2 separate regions of the Homo sapiens genome follow, and region 2 is linked to region 1. Evidence: chromatin loops called from intact Hi-C (ENCODE). Cell type or tissue: Calu3. All regions are shown on one strand. Links, peaks and the distances in the headings refer to the core of each region. The heading gives the core; the rest is flanking DNA. Region 1 has its middle 68 kb from the start of FGF3. Region 2 has its middle 19 kb from the start of FGF19.

Region 1 (12,447 bases), core at 2,539-10,538:
TGATGAGATGGGAAGACGCTGACACGTGAAGGAGTTCTTTATTCCAATTAGAATTTCCCTGGACCCAGCCGTCTGGGACAGAGCCCTGGGTGCCCCAGGAGAAGAGGCCCCAGGTCCCACACCACCTCTAGGCCAGAGCTGCCCCCGCTTGGCTGAGTAGGTTAGCAGCACAGGGCTCTGGAAAGTGCTCTGGTCTCACCTGCCACTGGATCCAGGCAATGTGGCCTGGGGCACAGGACCAAGCCTGCTCAGCGCTCAGCCTCTGTGTGGCCAGGCGAGGCCTCCCAGCTCCTCTCCAAGTCCGTTTCCTGGGCTCAGCCCTGCTCACCAGCATTCACCCCACAGCCCCACTGGGGGACTGGCAGCGGGAAGTTCTTCTCAGGTGCTTGTGGTCATGGCCGTCAGTGCCAGCCGGGCCCATGCTTGGTGCCCACCCTTCCAAGCCCATCAGAGCCGCCCCTGGCCAGGCTGCTGCTGGGGACGGGACAGGAGAAGATGGCCAAGCTGGCTTCCTCTAGTGCCTGCCAGCTGCCTGTCCACCCTCCCACACGAAGACCTCTGTACCTCACAGGCCTCTGCTCAGGAATCCCCTAAACCATCACCCACCTACAGCCCCCTCTGCTGGACACCTTGGACCCTCACGTTAACCTCAGGCCCCCGTGTCGGACGGGCTTCCAGGGTCTCACTTCCCCTCCCTGACTTGTGTGTGTCTTCAAAGACATTCCACCCCTGCCGCAAGCATGACCGGGCTAGAGACCCCCATCCCTGCTTCCATCCACTGACCCAAGGCACTGAGCACTGACTATGTGCCAGCCCCAGTCAGAAGTGCCGGAGATGCAGGCGGTCATTGGACAAAGCTCCTGTGCTCCTGGATCAGGCATTTCCTGAACTCCACGCGGAGCTGTTTAGCTTAACCAGTGTCACCTTTAGTGACAACACTACAGGTCCTTCAGGGGGCCATCCGTATGTGCCCATTTTCAGGGTGCCACAAAGACCTCATGAGCATGAGCCTTGCCTGCTGACAGACCTGGGTTGAAAGATGAGCTCCCCACTACAAGCTGAGCTCCCCACTACAAGCTGAGGGACTGGGCAAGTTATAAAGTTGCACGACAGTGTCAGTGAAAATGGATGCCACATCAACCAGGTGTACGTGCTGCTCCAGCCCCCTGAGTGATAAGACTGTTTAGTCATCCCCAAACCCTACAGGGTAGGTCCTGTTGCCTCCTGAGTGGTAGGGAAAAGGAAATGGAGGCGTGGGGAGAAGTGTGTTGGTCACGGCCATGCCTCCACTCTCTGAGCCCCAGCTCCAGCCCCGACAGCCTGAGGGCAAGGTGCCCTCAGTGCCCCGCAGCTGCTGCACTGAAATCCCACAGACCAGGCAGTATGAACAGCAGGCATTTATCCCTCGCAGTTCTGCCGGCCTCAAGTCTAAGATCGAGGGGTTGGCAGTGCCACATGCCCTCTGAAGTCGCTAGGGGAGGACCCACTCTACCTCTTCCAGCTTCTGGGGCTCCAGCTGCTCCTTCGCTGTGGCCGCCTCCCACCAGCCCCTGCCTCCGTGGTCACACGGTCACCTCCCCTCTATGTCTTCTCTTTTTTTTTTTTTTTTTGCCTCTTATAAGGATCCCATCATTGGATTTAGGGCCCACCTGGGTAACCCAGGATGATCTCGTCTCAAGATCCTTACCTTAATTATATCTGCACAGACCCTTATTTCCAATAAAGCCATCTTCTGAGGTAGCTGTGGCTTAGGGGCCGCCAATCAACCCTCTACCAGGCCGCTGAGGCATGGGGCTAGGGCAGGGGCGTCTCTAGCTCAGGTCTGGGGGGGTCTATGGGTGATCCTGGCAGACACAGATTTTCATCATGCCGAGAGGTGTCCACACAGCCCTGTGAGCTGCGCTCCCCTGGCTGGCACCCCAGGCTGACTGTCTCAGGGCAGACTTGCCTATGGACCCAGTGTGGAATTCCAGCCACCACGGGATGCTGGGTGTGGTCTCTGCGGGATGCTTGGTGGCCCAAAGAAATCATCTGTTCCCATGAGCTGTGGCCGCCAGGGCTGTCCCGCCACCACGGAGCCAGCTCAGAGGGCACACGGCCCCGAGACAGATTGGCATTCTGGCTACATCTTGGGGAGCAGCCTTGGCATCGGAGGGGCTCTGAGGCAGGAACCTGGTGCACCCACGGTGGGGGACAATAGCTGCCTCTGGCCGGGGGAGCCCAAGGAAGGAAGCTCAGGCAGCCCAGCTCCTTTCCAGTGATGCTGAGTGCCTAGCTCGGGCCAGACACAGGAGCAGGGAGCTGGCGGGGATGCTGCCACCCACAGGGCCCTGGGAGTTGGTCAAGGGACTGGGTGGCAAAGGCCAGCACGCCGTGGCCCCTCTGGAGGGGAAGGAGCCTGGAGACAGAGAAGCACGTCACCACCCCCATTCCAGGTGCAGAGACAAAGGGAACAGAACGAACGAGACCAGGGTCCATCCTTCAGAGAGCCAGGGGCCAGGGCCTGAGCCCTGCTTGGCCAGCACTTGCTAAGTGGCCGGAGGCCGGCGGCTTCCTCTCTCTGTGCCTCTGCGTCCAGTCATATCTGAAGCTGGAGCTGGTGGTCTGATAGAATGCAGGGCACTGCACGTAGGCTGCACACGCCACACGGGCTGTCACCAGCACTGCCTGCACCAGCGTGGGGCCGTGACTGGAACAGCGCTGGGCAGAGTCTGTGTTCAGTAACCATCCTTGGCTGCTGTTATCAAGGAGGCACTAAAAGAATTCCTGGGATCCCCAGAGAAGGAGTAAATGCCTGCATTTGTTGGGGAGGGAATAAGGAGGGTGGAGAAGAAATCAGGGACAGCTGAAGGGTGAGCGACATGCCAGGGTATCGGGCGGTGCCAGTGAACAGAGAGAGCAGAGGCCCAACTGCAAATTCCTTAGGAGACCAGCTTGCCTGGGGGCGGCCCCACTGGGGCTTTGACGTTCACAGAGGAGTTCGGACCTTCGTACTGCAGGAAGAAATGTTTAGGGTGGGAAGCAAGATTAGACTGGCACTTGGAAATGCCACAGGCGATTCTGTGAACAGAGCGAGTCTGATTAAGATAAAATAGGAGAATTACAGGGACCCCTGAGTCTGGGTGTAAGGTCGCATCCAAATTCTCCCTCAAGGTCCCTGCACGGCCCCAGGCAGCATCCCTGGTCTTTTCATATTGGTCTTCTCACCAGCCTTTGCTGCTCCTGCTCCAAATCCTCCTGGCTTGAGAGTCCCCACCTTGGTCTCCTGGACCCCTCTAACCAGGGCCCCTGCTCTCTGGTATTGCAGTTACTCTCACCTCCAGGCTTGGCTGTGCAGGAGCGCAGAGGTGAGAGGTCATTGCAGTGCATTGGCTTGGGCAGAGTCGGGACTTGTTGTTCAGGGCCGCAGGGACCAGCTGCCCCCTCCCCGGGCACCTACAGCCCCACAATTGGGGACCTCGCCAGCCACCGAGGTCTTTCTTCTCGGCACTGCCCCCACCCCCACCCTGGCTGTCCAGTCTTCAAGCAAATGTTTTTGATTTTACAGGAAGTAGAGCAAGGACCTAATCTGAGTTTAATTTTTGAAGCAAGGCCTTTGATTTAATACTTATTCATTTAAGTAATTAATGCCTCCGAGTCCAGAGTCAGAAGCCATCTCAGTTTAGCCCCTCTCTTTCCTTACACGCAAAAGCAGACCTCACAGCACTTGGTACCTCCAAACCATTAATTTATACCAACGGGGACATTCCAAGGCCTGGAGCAGTTACTGAACACGACTGTGCAGCCTTCTCTGCCATATTAATGTACTCTTGTCCCCAAAGACCTGGGACAGGAGTGGCTGCCTACTTAGCAAGGACTCTGCTCACAAGCCCGGTCCTCTTGTGGGTATAGAATATTCTGGGTTATGAGACATGTTTTTGAACCCAGACTTGATGCATTCAGTCAATAAACATATATGAAGTGCTGTCTCCCATGCACTAGGTGCACCCTGGAGAAGCAACTCTTATCCCCAAAGAGAAAACACACAGGCAGCAAATCTGTAGGAATGAGGGCAGAGTGGGGAGGACAGAGTGGGGAGGGCAGAGTGGGGAAGGCAGAATGGGGAGGGCAGAGTGGGGAGGGCAGAGTGGGGAGGGCAGAGTGGGGAAGGCAGAATGGGGAGGGCAGAGTGGGGAGGGCTGAGGGGGGAGGGCAGAAGGGGGAGGGCAGAGTGGGGAGGGCTGAGGGGGGAGGCCACTCCGGGACAGGGATGGTCACTGCCACATAGTGGGAAGATGTTCTGTGGGGACCTTGAAGAGTGGGGAGATGGAGAGTGATCGGGAGGGAAGGGTGATACAGAGGTGCGGGCAGAAGGCAACAGCCAGGAAGAAAGAGGGGTGTCGAGGTGGACGGTGGGATTCCAGAGAGCTTTTCTTATTGAGTTACTGGGGGAAGTTTGTTTTTCTTTTTTTCTTTTTCTTTTTCAGAACACAGGATGGATGTGCCTGTCTCCTCTGGGAAGCTCTCCTCTCCTTCATCGTGTTATACTCGTGTTCACTCTACTCTCATCCTGTGTAGGGCAGGCAAACAGGGCCGTGACTCTGGCCCCTCAGAGCCCCTGGTTTGATAGTCTGTGTACAGCGTGGGGTATGTGATAGCAATTGCACCTCTTATTTTATAAATGGGTAAACTGAGTCCTGGAGACAGGGCTGTCCCTAGATGGATGTGGGTTCCCTGAGTTTAGCCCATCTCTTTCCTTACACGCAAAAGCAGACCTCACATCACTTGGTATCTCCAAACCATTAATTTATACCAACGGGGACATTCCAAGGCCTGGAGCAGTTACTGAACACGACTGTGCAGCCTTCTCTGCCATATTAATATACTCAGAAATTAATCAATATACTTAATTAATATATTAATTAATTAATATACTTAATTAATATAATTAATGTACTCAAAAATTAAACTCAGATTAGGTCCTTGCTCTACTTCCTGTAAAATCAAAAACATTTGCTTGAAGACTGGACAGGACAGCCGGGGTGGGGGTGGAGGCAGTGCCGAGAAGAAAGACCTCAGTGGCTGGCGACGTCCCCAATTGTGGGGCTGTAGGTGCTCGGGGAGTGGGCAGCTGGTCCCTGCGGCCCTGAACGAAAAGTCCCGACTCTTCCCAAGCCAGTGTACTGCCCCCCCACTTGCAGGAGGCTCCACTGTCGGCCCTTTGCCTGGGGATTTGGGGATACTATTCAGAGTCTGAATTCAAAATTCAATCAAATTCGGCTGGGGTGGTGGCTCACGCCTGTAATCCCAGCACTTTGGGAGGCCGAGGCGGGCGGATCACGAGGTCAGGAGATCGAGACCATCCCGGCTAAAACGGTGAAACCCCGTCTCTACTAAAAATACAAAAAATTAGCCGGGCGTAGTGGCGGGCGCCTGTAGTCCCAGCTACTTGGGAGGCTGAGGCAGGAGAATGGCGTGAACCCGGGAGGCGGAGCTTGCAGTGAGCCGAGATCCCGCCACTGCACTCCAGCCTGGGCAACAGAGCGAGACTCTGTCTCAAAAAAAAAAAAAAAAAAAGAATATTTGTGAAATGGCTGAAGAAGAAGTGTCTAGTGCCACGCTCCCCTCTCGGAAACAGGGGCTCCACTGGCCGTCGCCAGCTGCGTCTCAAGTTAGGCAGGTGTCTCTATCATTTCAGGGCTCTAGCCGAGGCCCAACATTGAGCTGCATTGTCAGTGAACCCTCTCAAACTGGGGATGATTTCTGTGCACACCTACATGATCCCAGCATCTGGAGCTTTTATCAGATTTCTTCAGATCCTCAGTGGCTCCCCAAAACCCTGGCTTCTTGCTCACAGGGTTGGAAAGAATTTATGCACCTTAGGACCTCCAAGTGGAAACCTGAAGTCTGCAGGAACACAGAGAATCAGAAATTTTCTCTGAGAGAGGTCAGGTAGGCTTCCTGGAGGAAGAGGCATTTGAGCAGGACTGCCTATGGCCTCCTGCTCTGGGCACAGAGGGTTTATGATCCCTGTAACAAAATGCAGATAAAGCACCTCCTGCTAAAAATATATATTCAGGCCAATGGAATAATTTATTCATCTCAACCCACAAACATCGATTCAAACCTGGGCTGGACGCTGGTTCTGCCTGTTCATAGCTGGTGGTTTTGGGTGAGTCACTTAACTTCTCTGTGCCTTTGTTTCTTCATCACAAGATGGAATAATTATGCAGCCTGCCTCAGAGGACTGTCGAGCGAATTAAATGAACTCTCAGATATTTCTGACAACTGGACCCTCGGTATTCGGCCTAGAAACCTGATTGGTCTCTAGCGAACTTCTTACTCTAGGCCAGGTCCTGTGCCCAAACCTGGGGAGCCCTGGTTGAGCACCACCCAGACCTGGCCTCCAGGAGCTCAGAGTACAGTAAGGGAGACAAATAGCAGACAGTGCTCCTGCATCCAGGTGCAAGTGGCCATAGGGCGGCATGGAGCAGCGCCCGGAGGTGCCCCCAGCCAGGCCCAGCTTTCGCCTGCCGATGCAGGCTCTGAGCCACATTAGCCAAGAAAGAGAGGAGGGGAGGGACCACTGAGGACAGGAGATGGACCTTGCTCCTTCTTGCTGTCCAGCAGACACACACACAGACATACGTGCACACCATGCACGCAAAAAGGCATACACATGTGCCTCTGCACACATCCCCACACAGCCCAAAATATACACATGTGCACACACTGGCGCACACATGTACCTTGCAGGCAAACACACATGTACATATACATACACACGCATACAATACCTACTGACACAAAGGTACACATATGTCCATGAGCACAGGCTCACACATGAGCATACACAGTGCTACAAATATACACACTCCTGCACACATGGGAGCATATAACACACATATTCACATGTATGCACACATGCACACACAAGGCAAAGACATACACAAACACACAAGAGCATATGCCATGCATACCAAGATTCACACAGGTACATATGCACACACATGCACCTGCACGCATGATCACACACGTGGACACATGATCACACATGTGCATGCACCCTACAAGAAGGCATCTTCTGCCCTCTGCACCAGGACGACAGAATTACCTTCAGTGCCATAAACCCAAGAACATCAAAGGTGGGAAAGACCAGGTCAGTGTGCTCAGGTTGTAAACAGAAACAAAAACCCCGCAAAACAGCGCCATCTTGTGGTGGCAGTGGGACCAGGCTGAAGGCAGCTGGCATCCTTCTTCCTTAGGGAGGGGTTTTTCCTAGAACCTGGCTTCCAAGGTGGGCTGAGTCAACTGTAACTCTCAGGCAGTACCAAAGCCACCCCTTTTATTCGGGGGAGGTCGGGATGCTCTGGACCAGCGGCTTTCCCTACCTCCACGGCCCCTGTGCTGGGTCCTGGCCAGCCAAGGGTGACCAGGGCCCTGAGTCTGGCTCTGCTGGGGACTCTGGGAGCCTCCTTCTGTCCTGGGCTTTACTCACCTCATTCAAGAAATGAGGTTATTACACTGATGCTCGAGAGCCCAGATCCATGTGTGTCTAGAGCCACGCCCCTTAGCCTGGGGCATCCATGAATAGACTGGGCTGCCCCCATATCAAACCGGAAAGCAAAGCCTCCTGGGTATCTCTGGCTTAGAGACCCGCTGGGAAATTGCCACCAGGGTCTCCCTTGCTGGAAGCTTCGGAGTGACATGAGATCTCAGGCCCTGCTTGGACCTTCTGACCCCTCAACTTTATCTTAAGAGCCCAGGGGATCTGGGCAGTGCCCCCAGAGCTCCCATCAGCACCCAGCACCCCTCACCTCCCCGAGAATCCCCTTCCCCTATGAAAGCCTCAGCTCTGAGACATAGACTGTTCCCCACCTGGTCCTCAGCCTTCCTCCCTGGCCCCCAGCCTGCAGGGACAAGGGCTCGTAACCATTCAGTGAACAGAAAACCAAGACACTTTCCTAGTGGAAATCGAGGCACGGGATTTCTCCCCACCTGCCCATTCAGATCACTCGCCTGGCAGGGCACAGGTAAGGACCCAGCTCTGAGACAGGCCACTGGGGCCAGATCCTGGTTCTGCACTCCCTGAATGGGTCCCCTGAGGCAAGTCACCTCCCCTCTCAGTGTCCTTCTCTGTAAAATGGGAATTACAATAGAATTTATCTCCGAGTTGTTTTAGGGAACAAAGGAAATATAATCCATGCAAAGTGCCTGGTCCACAGGAAGCGCTTTCGCATTGTCAGTGTTGGAGGTGATGTTTGCTTTGCAGGGCTGTTCAATCCCCTGCCCACTTCTAAACACATTTAACTTTGGGGAGGGGCCTCTTGGGGAGGACAAAAGAAGGAGGCTGGGGCTTCCGCTGCCCTCTGCAGACCTGGTGTGCGATGACGCTGCAGCGGGGGACCGCGGTTTTAAAGGCATCATCGGTAGAAACGGCCTCACGCATTTCCATAATTCACTCTGCATCAATTAATCTTTCACTGTCGATAGGAACCTGCGGCTGAATTCCCTCCCCGGGAGGACTCGCCATTCTCAAGCTCTGAGGGGTTTTCTTCTCGGCTGGCATCATGCTAATTTCCCTCGAGTACCCCTGGAAAGAGGTTTTAGAACAAGACGTGGCGCTTGGCAGGAATTTGACATCTGAAACAACTGTCGCTCAGGGAGGAGGGGGTTGTGACATTTGCTAATTGCCAATCGAGCACTAATGTGAGCATTGAGATGCTTGGAAAAATGCTTCTTCCTGCTGAGGCTGGATGGAGCTGGCTCACGGGCCACTGATACACCTGCAGGGCATCATCCTTTGCCATTGATAAATACCCTTCATGGATCTAAGGAGGGAAATAATAGGGAAATTTCCTTTTGGAAAACCAGAGAGCATTGGCTGGGGATGGGGGGCCCAGGTTCTGAAGCCATCACTGCCAAAAACCAGCTGAGCCACCAAGGGTGAGACCCTGCTCTTCCTCAGTGTCTGTGCGATGAGGGCCATGGCCCTTGCCGTCCTCTGCCTTTCCCTGACCGCAGACCCTGGCTTCTGCTGGAGCTCTCCCTTGTGTAAGGATGCATGGAGCAAATTTTAGGGGCCTTAGAGCCCTACGTCCAAACCTCCTCCAGCAGAGTCCCAAAGGGCCCCTGCCTACCTTCGCCTGCCTGCCAAGGGGTGCTGGCAGAAAGCAGGCAGGCGGTGCAGCCTCACCCTCTCCCACAATGGGCATGGGCCATGCCTGCTTCCTGCATGGCAAACCCCTGCTTCCAAGAGAAGCCTGAGGCCTGTGCTGAGAGGGCCCAGCCCCTCCTAGCATCTCTGGGTCATTTCCCTCTCCTCAGGCCTGGCAACCTCTAAGTTCAGCTCCTGGGAGCTGGGGTCCCCCAGAAAGGAGCTCTCCCCATTGCCAGCGAGAAGCAGCTCTAGCTCATTCTGTAGGCTAATAAGAGGGACAGCTCGAGAAATGAATGTGAGAATGGGACTGTGTGGGAACCCCCTGGAGAATCCACGGGGCAAATATCTTTATGTTCCAACCCGATTTCCTCTTGTGGAATCTCGACTATAAAATCAGCAACACAGCTGTACTAATAACAAAAAAAAGCATCAATGTTCAACCACCTATGCTGTGCCAGGCTCAGTGCTAAGCACTTCATTCTATGAAATCTTCTGGAATCTTCTCAATAGCCCCACAAAGGGGGCTCTGACACAGCCCCTATTTTATGCAAACCAAGGCTCTGAAAGGCTCAAGTCTTCCCAAGGTGATTTAGGGCACGCTTGCTGAAATAATAACCAAGACATTTATTTGGGGTTAAAATCCTGATATTCCAGACTGAAATAGCTGCCCCTCACATCCTCCTCCAGCCCTGCACCCATGGCCCCGAGCCCCACTGTGGGTGAAAGAGCAGGAGGGCCCTCCCTGTGAAACAGCGTCGGCCGCTTGGCAGGGGTATTGCTCTGCCCTGAGTTCACGCTGATAACGCGCCCAAGGGCAATCACATCGTAACAGCCCGGAATTGTTCTCAGTCTAGAACGGACAATAAACCGCCCGGGCAGAATGTCTCCTCATCATTCTGCCGCCAGCCAACGGGCTCCAAGAGTTGTCATCTTGAATTTGTGCCCAACTCAAGGTGCCGGCCCAGGCTGGGTCACGGGGCCACAGGGCGCTTTCCAGGAAGGCACGCAGAAGGCATTCCAGCACGAGAAGGTGAAGCAGCGCGGAGGTTATTGACTTGACATGGGTCATTTTGCCCCGGCGTACCCCACGGGATACTGCTATCCTATATCTCCGGCAGGGCATTCTCTGGGCAAACAAGCCCACAGCCATAAATGGTGGCCTTTGCACACCCGGAATCGCTGCCTCATGGTGTTTGGATCACTGACCCGGTTTGTTTATTTATTGAGAGTATTTTTAGCTCGCCCGCGGTTACCCCCGGGGTCACCAATTTTCCTTTTTAATCTTCTCTTTGAATAGAAAGGAAATGGACAGTAAGGTGCCTGTCACTCGAACGCTGGGGTAAGTCTGGGGCAGTGCATACGCCACCGAGGTCACACTCACGTCAGGGACGACACTGCCACAGCCAGCAAATCTCACTCAGCCAGCCCTCGAGGGCACCAGTGTGTGAGCCGACCCCGGGCCTGGCCAGAGAAGAGGGTCGCGGTGTCCGTGCAGGGATTCACCGAGAGTCCAGACCCCAGAGGGGCAAGCGGTCAGCACCACAGTCTCGCCCCGCAGCGCTGACCGCAGGGTCTATGGAACCCATTGGCCCCCCTGCAAGAGCTCCAGAGGTGATCCCCCACATCCTGTGAGAGATCAAGTGTATTCCAGAGAAGATTCCCAGGTCGCTCCGGTTTCCTCCCAGTTCTGGTGTCCTTGACTACTGGCTCTGCCATCTACCACCCTCATGCCTCAGTTTTCCCATCTCTAAAGTGGGGGCTAACAAGAGCGTCTACTCCATAAGTTTGTCCAGAGAGGTGAGTGGGGCGAAGTGCGCCTGTGTGCAGTGAAGCGCGCCTGTCCGCGGTGGAGCGCACCTGTCCGCGGTGGAGCGCTCATGTGTGCGGTGGAGCGCGCCTGTGCGTGGTAAGTGGTGGTGATTGTTGCTACCATCGCTGTTCCCATCAGTTCCCGCCACATGCATCTGTCAAGGGCCCCCAGGAAGCAGATGACCCACCCCCAGGGGTGGGCGAGATCAGGAAGCCAGGAAAGGATGGTTGGTGAAGCCCCTTGTTATTGTCTGAGGCCAGAAGGAGGCAGTTACAGAACCCAGCAAGAGAGGGAGCTGTCCATGGAGCCGGATGGGAGCTGTCGTGGCTGTGCGTAGGGGAGGCACACACTGCCCCCTGCGGCTGGGCAGGAAGGAAGCCAGCCCCTCTCTCCTTCCCAGCTCTGATCGGTTGCTGGCAACCCCCACTGGCCGCTTCAAGTGGGGACTCCAAAGCCAGGAAGCTGGGGAACCAGCTGGTCTCCTGCGGCAGAGAAACAGGGTGAGGAGTCGGGGCTGGACCTGGAGGGGCAGGCGGAGAGTGACTAGCAGAGTGAGTGTCCAGTCCCTCCCTGTCCGGGTGCCTTTCTGTCAGCCACACTCCAGGTTCTGCAGGGAAGAAAGGCTCTGAGTTGGGGTCTGGAGAGGCCCGAGCCTGGCACCTGTGGCCAGGCTGGGTCATTATCCCCTGAAGGGAAGCAGGGCTGGGCTGAAGGTGGGGAGCCTCCCTGACCTGCCTAAGCAAGGCTTTGTGCACCTTGTGTCAATAAATCCAAGAGCAGGAACGTATGTCATCAAGCGGCTGGCGGTGCCATCTGGCCAAAGCAGGAGGCAGCCTCTGGGACAGTCACATGGACGATGAGGCCAGACAGGGCTGCACCCCTCCCTCGGAAACCAGAAGCACTGACTGCCTTTCAGCCAGACATCCCTCAGTGATGCTGAACAACAATTAGGAATCAAATCCCCAAATGTCCTCCTGGCCTCTTTCCAACAGGAAGAGCCGCCCGGCCTTCCCTTTTTGCAGGACTGGGGCTGTGTCCTTGCTTTTGTGCTAATAATCCAGGAGTGCTTTAGGCTGTCAGAGCTGGGTACAAATTGCATTTTTGCAAATCGAAGAATGATTCCCCACCCATACTTCATTTCAGGGACACACGGATCGGTCTTGGAGCTAGACACTCTGACAGGAATCCAGGCCAGGGGCTCCTTCCCTGGGGGCCATGGTCCTCACCCTCTCAGCCTTGGGGGTCTCTTTGGGAATCCGTTGAAAGCTACAAAATCTCTACTCCAAACAGGGAAATGAGGTTGTGTGCAGACACGCTGCATTTGCTATCATTTCAAGGGTCTGCCGACCTCAGGTTCTGAGCCCAGGCCTGGGTGGGGCCGGAGGAAGGCCCTCTGGGCTCTGCGAGAGTGAGACATCAGTGTGCCTTCCTCTGTCTTCACCGCCCACCACCAAAAATTGCCACGTCCTATAGATCCAAGCTCCTGAATATCAGGTGG
Region 2 (12,447 bases), core at 1,511-9,510, 170 kb before region 1:
GTGTGCACATTTGAGTATGTGTACGTATGTGCCATTGTGTACATTTGTGTGAGTGCATGTGCTCATATGTGCACATGTGTGTGCATGAGTATACACAAATGTGTGCTCATGTGTGTATGCGTGTGCTGCGTAGTTCTTGCAGCAGCGGCTCTGATGGCTCATTCTCCATGTTGCAGAAGAGCAGATAGAAGCTCAGAAAGGCTCAGGAAGAGCCCTTGTCTCCTTTGCAGCACTTGCTATAATTGCCTTAAAATAATCATCTATGGAATTATCTGCCCATGGTCTGCCTCTGCCTAGTGTCTGTAAGCTCCATGGTCTCACACACGTGTGTGTGTCTTGGTCACTCCTGCCTCCCCTGGGCCCAGCATAGCCCTGGCAGGGCATAGGTGTGATGAATCTCCTTCAGTAGAGGGGAGAAGGGTGGGAGGGAGGGAAAGAGAAGGGCAGAGAAAGAGGGGGCTTCAGCCTCCTTCTAGCTTTGCCTTTCCAGCAGGCCAGGGATGTTCCTGCTTTAAGGCATTTAAACAGATGCTCTGGGCTCAGCTCTGGCTAGGGTTTCTGGCTGCATGCACCACAGATCAAGGGGGCTGGAGGATTCCTGCCACAGGCTCCCACTGTGTGCCTTGGGACAAGTCCTTGGCTCAGTTTCCCCACCTAGGAAACAGGATGGACACGGGCTTGCAGAGGGTGGCCAGAGGGAGCCAGGCCAAGCGGCTGGGATGTGGGGGGCTGGACTAGGAGGGGCCTCTTCCCAAAGCCCCAGCCAGGGCTTCCAGTCCCCCCAAGACTTGCCATGCTTTGCCTCCTTGCAAGGAACTCCCGTCAGCTCCTCAACCCTCTGCTCCAGGATGGTGCCTGCCCTGAACCCTTGCCATCCCTCCTCCACCATCATGCTTCTTGTTTCAGGCCCTCTATGGGACAGGGAACAGATGCAAGTGCCTGGTCCAGGCTGTGTGTGTGCAGGATCTAGCACAGCCCCATTCTACAGATGAGAGCACTGAGGTGAAGGGGCTGTCAGCCTTGGCCAGTGGAGAGTGAAAAAGAGCTCCTCCTTCCTTGCTCCTCACTGCCTCCAGTCTCCTTCCTTCTCTCCCCTCCCCTTCTCACCTCCTCCCTCCTCCCCTCCTCTTTTCCTCCTCCTCCATCCTCCTCTCCTCCCTCCCCTCCTCTTCCCTCCTCTCCTCCTCCTCCCTCCTCCCCTCTCTGACTCTCACCCTCCCCTCCTCCTCCTCCCGCCTCCCTCCTCCTCCTTCCTGCCTCTCCCTGTACACTGCTCATTGCCGTCACTACTGGGGCTTGGGGTCTTTTGCTGGGATTAAGTCCATGGTCCTGGTTGCAGCTAGGGGCTTATTCCCACAGGTCCCATGGCCAGAGTGGGAAACACGTGGATTTCCATTTAAACCTCATTTATGGTGGTGCAGTCAGCCTGTGCCCAGCCTGATTCCCAGAGGTCAGTTAGTGGGTGGGTTATGGGGTGTCCCTCGTGGAGAGGCTGGCAAGGAGAGTCAAGCCAGGATGGGGTGACCCCGCCAGTGTGGAAAACCTGGCTTGTGTGGGCAGTGCTTCCTCTTCCATCTCCAGCATCTGATTCCCATGGCTCTGTTTGTTTTAAGGGTTTCTTCTAGAAGCTTCCACACAAGACAGTTGGAGTCACAGTCTCTGCTCCTCTTGAACTTGGCACCAATGACCCTGAATCTTTATGTGACATCCTTATGAGACTCAGCTGAGCTCTGGGCTCTGCTGAGCTGAGCTGGGGTCTTGTGGGGTGTAGTGGCAGCTGGGGCGCCTCCAGTACCCCTGAAGACCCCAAGGGAGCACCCCACCTGCCAGGCATCAAGTGCTCAGGGCTCTTCTGAGCAGTAGCAGCATGCTTTGGCTTTCCCGGTCAGGTCGTGAGAACAGCAGGGGCCGCCCACCGGGCACCTTGGCCCCTCAGGCTTTAATGAGCAAGCGAATGACTGCCAGTCTCACACCAGCCCACGAGGGGGCAGGTTTTCCTGCCTGAGGCCACACAGCTCTTCAGCTGCAGGGTGGGGACTCACAGCCGACCGCGGGACTCTGATGAGTCCCCTGGGGCTCCTGCGACAATGATCACAGATGGCGGCTTAAGCAAGAGATTTCTGCTCTCACCGAGCTGGAAGCTGCAAGTCAGAAATCAAGATGTTGGCGGGGTCAGGGCTCCTGGGGCCCAAGGGAGGATGCCTCCTGCTCTCCGGCCCCAGGTGTCGGCCTCCTCCTTCCCTGCTTTCTGTGTCTAAACTCTTGCTCCGTCTTTCTCTTCTGTGGACATCTTCTTTTTTCAGGACTCTCATCGTCTAACTCAGTGCCCCCTGTCCAATCCGGGATCATCTCTTCTTGAGATCCTTCACTTAATGTCATGCACAAAGACCCTTTTCCAAGTTAGGTGACTCCCACAGGTTCTGGAGGGACACACATCTTGGGGGGCATCACTCAGCTGACTCCGTGAGTCAATGCTCAACCTTCTCAGCACACGGGCCCCAACCCCAGGAGCTCCTCTGCTCCCCAGAGAGGGGGAGTGGGCAGTGGGTCCCCACAGTGTCCCCGAGGTGAACTTGGGAAGTTGTTGAATGATTTTGCAGAAAATAGGGGTGGGCGGAAAGGAAGCCAAACCTCCATCCTCACCCCTGCTTGATTCTTCATGGAGTTTGTCTCTGGATGCACCGTCCTCAGAAGGGAGAGTTAGCAAACTACACCACCGAGCACACACTGTGGGGAGCACATCTGCAGGGAGCACACCGGTTGAGCGGGCCTGGGGGACCTTGGACAGAGGCAGCTTGGAGGGAGATGGCAGGTCCAGATGCCCCTGAGGATGGACTCGGAGGGGTCCTCCCAGCAGAGGGCCAGGGACATTTCTTGATGTTGGTTCACTGAGGGGCCCAGCTCCAGGCACCCCGGGAGCCGATGGGCTCATTGACACCATCCCCTCTTGGCCTGGCAGGCTTGCAAAGCTGCTCCCCAGGTCCCTAGCAACTGCAGCCTGGTTGTTCCCATCGGATGAGACCACCCCCGTTTGGGACCTGACCCTTGACTTCCCTTGGAAGTGGAGACGGTGGTGCAGTTTGCTAACTCTCCCTCCTGAGGACGGTGCATCCAGAAACAAACTCCATGAAGAATCGAGCAGGGGTGAGGATGGAGGTTTGGCTTCCTTTCCACCCACCCCTATTTTCTGCAAAATCATCCAACAACTTCCCAAGTTCACCTGGAAAGTCGTGAGGAACTGTTTGCAAAAGAAGAAATACACATAGCCAACGAGGATAAGAATGTTCAAACTGGAGGGAGAAGCCTTCCTCTTACTTAGCAAACTGACAGAGGCTTATCTGAGAAGTCCTGCTAGGTAGAGGTTCCTAGGTGTCGGGGGAGCAGCCTCTCCTGAGGCCAGTGGGTGGAGGAGTGAATCGGCGAGGGTCTCCAGCCTGGCAGAACCCCTGCAGCATCCATCCCAGTCCACTCCTGTGGGAAGCCACACTGTGATCACGATGAGTCCAGAGTACCTGCCAGGTCCCAGGAGACTCTGCCCAATGCCCATAGACTTTGCCAACTGTTGCCTGGCTTTCTCGGAATGAGACAAGCTGAGGAGAGCAGGGCCTGGCTTCATGGGGTCCGCCGCAGCTCCCACCCTGGCACAGGATCAGCACAAAGTGAGCTGATTCAATGAACGAATACGCTTCAAACTGTTCATCCTCTTTAACCACACAATTCTACTTCTAGGAGTTTAACATAAAGAAAGTCCTTAGGCCGGGCGCGGTGGCTCACGCCTGTAACCCCAGCACTTTGGGAGGCTGAGGCGGGCGGATCATGAGGTCAGGAGTTCGAGACCAGCCCGGCCAATATGGTGAAACCCCGTTTCTACTAAAAATACAAACGAATTAGCTGGGTGTGGTGGCACATGCCTGTAATCCCAGCTACTCAGGAGGCTGAGGCAGGAGAATAGCTTGAACCCAGGAGGTAGAGGTTGCAGTGAGCTGAGATCACACCACTGCACTCCAGACTGGGCAACAGAGCAAGACTCTGTCTAAAAAAAAAAAGAAATTCCTTAAAGAAATATGCAAAGATGCTCATTAGGGCCCAGTTTTGTCCAGTTTTGTGCAACTTTTTTCTGTAAGGGGCCAGATAGTAAATTTCAGCTTTGAGGGCCGTAGGCCTTTCTCACAACTCCTCAACGCTGCTGTTGGGGCATGAAAGTGGCTACAGGCAATGCATTCACGAATGTGCATGTCTGTGTGCCAATAAAACTTTATTTCTAAAAACTGAAACTTGGGGCCAGGTATGGTGGCTCACTCCTGTAATCCCAGCACTTTGGGAGGCTGAGGCGGGCAGATCACTTGAGGTCAGGAGTTCGATACCAGCCTGGCCAGGATGGCCCATTTAACCCATTGAACAATGGGTTACATGAAGAAGAGTTCATTCAAACTATTAGGCCCCCGATAAAAATTGTCACCATGTGAGGCAAGGTACAAACAGCAGGACACCCAGCTCTACAGTAAAATTGGTTCTGTAAAAGCAAAAAAAAAAAAAAAAAAAAAAAAGAAAAGAAAAAAACACACATTCTGGTCCATTTTTTTAAAAGTAAGAGAATACACCCATTCTGTCCTTATTTTTATCTGTCTCTTTTTTCCTGCATTTCCTACACTGAAAATGGATCACTTTTATCATCACAGCACAGAAGCTATTAAACCAGGAAGAGATATTTTTAAAATGTTAACTTGGGGCCAGGACAAAGGAGGCCTGTGGTGTGGTTGAGTGACTCCCATCAGTCAGCAGCGAGCGACCACATGCAGGGACATCGTGCAGCTTCAGTGGTCAAAGGTGTGCAGACAGCGCTGTCTTACCCGTCCCCGAATGTCACCTTCCTCCCAAACAAATCCCCGGGGCTCCTGCACAATGGCTTTCTACTCAAGATCCTCCAGCCGGAACCTCCCCGATGTTTTCCTTAGAGGGTCAGAGGAGCTGCCCCCTGGGATGGAATCCACCGCTCCCTGGCTCACTGGCTTGGCTGCCCAGGGCTGTGACCTCTTGGAGCCAGGCTCTCTGGGACACTTTGTGCTTGCGAAGGAGGCTTTTAACTTTTTCAAATGCGTTCGCAGCCCATGATGGTGTCTTCTCCAAAGGGCTCCATGAAATTCTCGGAGACCTGTCAAACCTGGCGAGTCCGCAAGTGCTTTGATTTACAGGACAGATGTTTGCCAGCCGACACTTGGAGGGACGGAGGAGGCGGGGCGGGGTTACATAAGAATAGGGGTGTCAGCTCCCAAAAGGTGGCAATCTCAGCTCTAATTCCTTAATGCCCAATATGGTTCAGAGGTCGGGCTGTTAATGGGCAGGGAACAAATTGGGGATCGCCACCTGTGCTTCAGCCAAAGGGGGAGGGCACCCCCTTTACAGGCCACAGACCGGCTGCCAAAGCTGCTGTGCTCCTGGGTCTGCCACTGACCAGGTTTGCGATGCTGTTTGTCCTCTCTGAGCCTCAGTTTCCTCACCCATAAAGCAGAGCCACGCTGAAGAGTAAATGAAAGCAGCCCGGAAACACCCAGCCCTGGACCTGGCACGCGGCAGGTGCTGTTTTTCTCTCGCTGCACCTCCCCATAACCCAGACAGGCCATCAGAGGGCAGAGTGGTACCCTTCCAGCGGGCTTTTTCTGTATTATAGAAACTTCCAGGAAGGGTGGACTGGCAGACACCAGGCCTTAGGAACCTTTGTTTATCAGATTCCTGGTCTCTGCGAGATGAAGGGTCCAGGGAGGACAAGGGCCCTTGTACAAGGCTGCTGTGCACAGTGGCACAGGCTTCGCACTGCACAACTACACAGTTGGTGGACAGATGGAAGATGGTGTGACATGGCGGCCTGGGGGGCTCAACCAAAGGGTAGAGGTAGGGAAAGAACAGACTCCAGAGTGCCTGACTTCTGGCTCCAATGCTACATGACCTGACTTCTTTGAGACAGGGTCTCGCTCTGTCACCCACCCAGGCTGGAGTGCAGTGGTGTGATCTCCGCTCACTATAGCCTCAACCTTTCAGGCTCAGGTGATCCTCCGCCTCAGCCTCCTGAATAGCTGAGACTATGGTTGCATGCCACCATGCCTAGCTAATTTTTGTATTTTTGGTAGAGGTAGGGTTTCACCATGTTGCCCAGGCTGGTCTCAAACTCCTGGCCTCAAGCAATCCTCCTGCCTTGGTCTCCCAAAGTTCTGGCATGAGCCATTGCGCCTGCCCTGACTTCTCCTTCTCCTTCTCCTCCTCCTCCTCCTCCACTTCTTCTGCTTCTCCTTCTTTCTTCTTCTTCTTTTCTTTTTTTGAGACAAAGTTTCGCTCTTGTCGCCCAGGCTGGAGTGCAATGGTGCAATCTCAGCTCACTGCAACCTCCGCCTCCCAGGTTCAAGCGATTCTCCTGCCTCAGCCTCCCAAGTAGCTGGGATTACAGATGCCCGCCACCACACCTGGCTAATTTTTGTATTGTTAGTAGAGACGGGGTTTCATCATGTTGGTCACGCTGGTCTCAAACTCCTGACCTCATGCAGTCCGCCTGCCTCGGCTTCCCAAAGTGCTGGGGGCCTGACTTCTTTATTTGTGCATTTAGTGACTCTGTGCTTCTCCTGCTGGAGAAGCAGGAGTGTGACCTCACAGGGGCAGGCAGGCCCCTTGTCCTCCTGAGTACTGCTGTTTCTCCAGCATTAGTTCAGCGCTTGGAGCACTGGAGGTGATCGATGGTTATCTGTGGCATGAGTGAAGTCGGGTTCGGGGGAGATGGAGTAGGAGAAAGAGAAACTTTCTGAGCTCCTGGCTAGCCCAGCACGCCAGGGAGAGGGGCTCAGGGTGAACTGCACTGGGTGCAGGCTTGGGCTTGTCACCAGAGATGATGAAGCCCAGACTACCTTTAACCCCGGGTGAGAAGATCATGGTGGGGTTTTCCAGGGCCACTCTGCCTGGGTTCTGAGCAGTGAGGAAGACTGTGACCTAGAATGCAGACCTCAGTGCAGAAGTGGCTCCCAATTCAGGAAAAAACACAAGCCCAGCACATCGGGTCATTGGTGGGGAGCTCCTGGTGGGCTCTTCTCTTTAGTTTTTTCCTAATTTTCAAATTTTCTCTAAAGACTGTGCAGAACTTTTATAATGTTTGAAAAATACAGCAGGGCATGGTGGCTCACGCCTGTGATCCCAGCACACTGGGAGGCCGAGGTGGGCAGATCACTTGAGGTCAGGAGTTCGAGACCAGCCTGGGCAACATGGTGAAACCCCGTCTCTACTAAAAATACAAAAATTAGTCGGGCATAGTGGTGCGCACCTATTATCCCAGCTACTTGGGAGACTGAGGCAGGAGAATCGCTTGAACCTGGGAGGCGGAGGTTGCAGCGAGCCAAGATTGCGCCACTGCACTCCAGCCTGGGTGACAGAGCGAGAGACTCTGCCCCAGGAGAGAGAGAGAAAAAAAAAAAACACCTGGAAGTTGGGTGGGGGAGGTCACCTGAGTGGGTGAAAATGTCTGTCTGGATAAATAGATTACACTCTTGTTTATCATAGTGAAACATTGGAACCAACCTCAATGTCCAGTCTCTGGGGACACTTTGGTACCCAAACCATGAGTGGCTGTGCCAGTCAGTAGCAAGGTGTGCTTGCTGACATAGACAGATGTCCCTGGCATTCCATAAAACCAGGCTTCAGAACATCACCTGCCATATGAGCCCAAAACAAACATGCTCAGTGTGAGCCATATTTATGTTAAACCATGAAGAGGGTATAAAATGAAATATGAAAGCAGCTCCCCCACCGCTCTCAGTATCCCTGCTGTTAACAGATTTTTGTTGTATGTGCCTAAGAATGTTCTATGTGGGCCAGTCGCCGTGGCTCATGCCTGTAATCCCAGCACTTTGGGAGGCCGAGGTGGGCAGACCACCTGAGGTCAGGAGTTTGAGACCAGACTGGCCAACATGGTGAAACCCCGTCTCCACTAAAAATACAAAAATTAGCTGGGCATGGTGGCGGGCGCTTGCAATCCCAGCTACTCCAGAGGCTGAGGCAGGAGAATCCTTTGAACCTGGGAGGCGGAGGTTGCAGTGAGCCGAGATCATGCCATTGCAATTGCACCCCAGTCTGGGTGACAGGGCGAGACTCCATCTCAAAAAAAAAAAAAAAAAAAAAAAGAGTGTTCTCTGCACACACAGCATTTATAGGAAAACCTTTTTGTTTGACATCTGTGTAGCCACATACTAACCCCAACTTTTCTTTTCTTTTTTCTTTTTTTTTGAGATGGAATTTCACTCTTGTTGCCCAGGCTGGAGTGCAGTGGTGCGATCTCAGCTCACTGCAACCTCCGCCTCCCAGGTTCAAGCGATTCTCCTGCCTCAGCCTTCTGTGTAGCCGGGATTACAGGCTCCCACCACCATGTCTGGCTAATTTTTGTATCTAACTTTCCTTTTCAAAGATCTATACATATCTGCAGAGCAAAATTGTCTGCTTAAAAATCAGAGTGCAGTGGTATCATCTCAGCTTACTGTAGCCTCGACCTTTCAGGCTCAAGTGATCCCCCTGCCTCAGCCTCCCAAGTAGCTGGGACTACAGGTGCATGCCACCACGCCTAGCCAGGCTGGCATCATTTGATAAAGTTGAAGGTCTGAGTGCGGTATGACTGCTGGGTGAATTCCCCTCAGGACCAAGGTGTTCTGAGCAGCCAGGTTCCAACAGCTCCAGATTAGGACAGCCCACCTGTCTCTCTATGGGGAGATGGCTGAATTAATTGTATCAGGTTGATGCAAAAGTAATTGTGGGTTTTGCCATTGAAAGTAATGGCAAAAACTGCAATTACTTTTGCACCAACCTAATAGCACATTCACACTGTGGAATGTGATACAGCAAGGAAAAAGAAAACAAGTACAAGTTCACTCATTCACATGAATAAATCTCACAAATATAATGAAGAGGGAAAAGGCAAGACCTACACACGGGGAAAAGTAAAAAAGGACATTTTTTAGAGAGGAGTATCTAGGCTGTAAAGCTATAAAGAAAGCAGAGCTAAGTCAGAACGGTGGTTCCCTTGAGGAGAGAAGGATCGGCTGGGCTCAGAAGGGATGGGAGAGGCTTCTGTATGCTGGTTGGGGTCTGTCTCTTGCAGGGCCATTGGTTCTGTGAATTTTCACTTTAAAATTATTCACAAAACCACCGTGTGGGCCAGGTGTGGTGGCTCATGTCTATAATCCCAGCACTTTGGGAGGCCAAGGTGGTCAGATCACCTGAGGTCAGGAGTTCGAGACCAGCCTGGCCAACATGGTGAAACCCTGTCTTTACTAAAAATATAAAAATTAGCTGGATGCGGTGGCATGTACCTGTAATCCCAGCTGCTCAGGAGGCTGAGGCAGGAGAATCACTTCAATCCAGGAGGCGGAGGTTGCAGTGAGCTGTGATCGTGTCACTGCACTCCAGCCTGGGCAACAGAGCAGGACTCCATCTCAAAACAAACAAACAAACAAAAAACAAAAAACTGCTGTGTGCTTTTTTTGCACTTTTCAGTATGCCTGAGATTTTCCAGGACAGAAGAAGGAAAAAGTATGCAAGGAGAGACCATAAAAAGGTAGCCATGCCTATCTCTGGAAGGTGAGATTCCTGGCCATTTCCACTTTGATGTTAATAAAACCATCACCATTTATGAAGTGTTTGCGACGGGCCATTGCTTGACAGCTGTCATCTAATTTCAACCTCGTGACAATTTTGAAGAATAGCTTTTGTTGTCCCCTTTTCACACCTGCAAACCTGAAGGAAGAGACAGTGGGATTCACGCTCCTGTCCCTCTGAAGAGCTACGCCCTTCGATGCTTTTCTGTAAAGAATGACCATATATGACTGGAATGCAGTCAGAAAGGAGGAAGCGGCTGTCACAGTGGCTGGGCTTAGGGCAGATTCCAGGCCTCCATGGCCCTGGGTGCCAAATGGCGGGGCCACCATGGTTTCGGGGCCATCCAGGGGGCTGGTTCCCTTTCTCGGTGCTACAAGCAGGTTGTAAAGCACTTTGGAGGCCAATTGGCACCAGGACAAGGAATTGCACCCTTGAGGTGGTTCGTGACCCCATAAATTGCTCAGAGGTGGGAGGCAGCTGGGAGGCTCGGGAAAAGCACAAGCCAGGTCATTGGAGGCTGCTCCTTTCCCAAGGTGCGGCATTCCACGGGGTGATGGCCCTCGGGCCCCAGGAGAGGGAGAGGAACCTGGAGGAAAAGTGGACGCAGACAAGACCCCAGTGGAACGGGCCGGACAGCAGGCACCCCAGGACATTGTGAGTCAGGGTGGACAGGGTGCCTCCCCTGCCGGGGCCTCTCCCTGGGCACCTGCGGAGTCTCCGTAGGCCTGCAGCAAAGGGGGTTTAGGTTTCAGAGCGCACGCACATCAGAGGGACCACATCAAGCGCCTGCAGCTTCCAGGTGTGAATAAACCTATGGGGAGCGCTGGCGCTGGGCGTGGGCCCTGGGAACGGTTTAGATTCCGAGGTAACCCGATAAGCACTGGCTAACACCTGCACTCACTACCTGGAATATACAGACATATCCATCCCCATCCCCTTCCCGTGGGGAGCTGAGGCCTCCATTTCATGCTTGGGGTGCACCTACTTACTGTCTGCAATGTCCCGGCCACATCCACCATCAGAGGGGGAAGGAACCCTGTGTTTCTGAGGGAAAACTGAGGCCCAGAGAGCAAGCCTGACTCTCCGAGGCCAAGCAGAGCTGGGACCCAAGGCCTCCAGCTCGTGCCATCCTGCTGCCCCACTGCGGGCATCCATCTTCTCTGGGATTTTTGGCTTCTGAGGGGGTGCTGCCCAGGAGCTCCCGGGGACAGGGCGTGTGGCTCTCCCTGCCTCACAGAAATGTTTCAGAGGTGGAATGATATGGGCAGAATGATATGCCCATCGTGCCATATGACTCTCAGAACAACACGACAAAATTGCAGGTGCTATGATGGTCCCCATTTAGCCTTGCGTCAGGCGTTTGTCCTGGGCCAGCTCAAAGACCACACAACTGCATCCTCCATTGATTGACGGGCTGCTCTCCAAGGCGCCGGATGGGTGCTAGTGGTGGGCCTGGCTCGGAGGCATCTCCTGGACAGAGCCAGCCTGGATGCAGAACACATGCCCCTCCTGCTCCCAGGGGGTGGCCCAGCCTGTCTGTCCAGGCCAGGCCCAGGGACGTGGAGACCAGGGCAAGAGTTTCACCTGTCCAACTGCTGCACTGCACTGGCCCTGCCTGCCCATGGAGGGCACCGCAGATAAGCAGGGCAGGTACTGGGCGGTCAGAGCCATGATGGGGGTGGCACACCCTAGGGCTGAGGGCCCTGAACTGAGGGCAGCTGATGAGAGGGAGAAGTCATGGAACAGGAGCCAGGGAGCATCCTACAGCTGGAAACACAAGTGTGAGGTGTGGGACTGGGAGTCGAGGAAGCCAGAGTCAAGACTTTGAGAGAGATGGGCATCACCAGGAGGGGAAGGCTGGCAGGTGCTCTGCACTTGCAGTATCTGCAACAGAGAAAAAGATGCCCCTTGCTCTGGACATGCAGCTTGGCAGGCTGTGGGAAGATGGGCATCATCCAGGAGGGGCCCTGGCACAGGGTGTAACCTGCACAGCTGTACCAGGCTGGCCTGCCTGGGCATGTGTGTGTGTGTGTGTGTGTGTGTGTGTGCATATGGATGCGGGCTGCCCAGAGAAATGCCCCCACGTGTGCACACACTTATGCGCACTGTCTTGCACACAAGCCCAGGAGAAAGACTGCCAGAACAGTGGGACCCTGGACGTTCCCTGGGCCAGTTAAGCTCACCGAGGTTTCTCCAGCCTGATTGGTGGGGCCGGCTTGGGAACTGGGAGAGACAATGGCTCTAGAGCCCAGGAGCTTGGATTCACTCTTTCTCATGTGTAGAAAGAATGACATGCCCCTTGTGCCATATGACCCTCAGAACAACACTACAAAACTGCAGGTGCTATGACTGTCCGTGTTTTGCAGAAGAGGAGACTGAGGCTTGCAGATGTTTGCAGAGTTGCCTAGGTCCAGGCAGCAGGTAGGAGGTTGGAACGGCAACAATAGCGACTGCTGCAAGATGAGCCTCAAATCCATGAGATGGGGTTTTGAGGTCCTCCTGTGCTGGCTGTGGTATCTGCATGCCTTTCTGTACCTTGGGAGCTTATGTGCATAAAGAAAGAGTGACCAGCAGAACGCTGGCTGCAGGGGGATGCTCTGCAGGTTGCGGGCACATGAGGAGCTGTCTCCATACTGCATCCTCGGGTGTTTCCTAGTTGGCCATTTGCAGTGAGTACCTCGGGTCTGAATCACCAGGGGTCAGGTTTAAGAGCTGAGGGTCAGAGGTTACCAAGGTACCCATGCCAAGCCAGAGGGCTGACCTTTATTTGACCAAGTCGAGGGACCCCCAGGACCCCAAAGAGGGGCTTCAGGCCCCTGGCTGCCT

Evidence for each region. A loop is a pair of places that touch in the nucleus more often than their neighbours do. Peaks named below come from ENCODE experiments on the same cell type or tissue, not always from the same donor. Only the 100,000 strongest peaks of a DNase experiment are listed, where the experiment ranks them.
Region 2: it touches region 1 in a loop (6-fold over the local background); 12 of 110 quality-filtered maps call a loop at or near these places.

Annotation. Positions count from the first base shown.
Region 1 is chr11:69,881,544-69,893,990 of GRCh38, forward strand. No RefSeq gene overlaps it. Among named protein-coding and RNA genes, the nearest start is that of FGF3, 68 kb to the left of the region's middle. RefSeq lists enhancers at 1,899-2,399, 7,058-7,352, 9,548-10,143. In Calu3, for the core only: a CTCF peak has its summit at 7,185 (motif pointing left); DNase peaks (open chromatin) are centred at 7,188 and 10,168.
Region 2 is chr11:69,716,340-69,728,786 of GRCh38, forward strand. No RefSeq gene overlaps it. Among named protein-coding and RNA genes, the nearest start is that of FGF19, 19 kb to the left of the region's middle. RefSeq lists enhancers at 4,490-5,141, 4,632-5,381. In Calu3, for the core only: CTCF peaks have their summits at 1,719 and 1,966 (motif pointing right); DNase peaks (open chromatin) are centred at 1,992 and 5,612.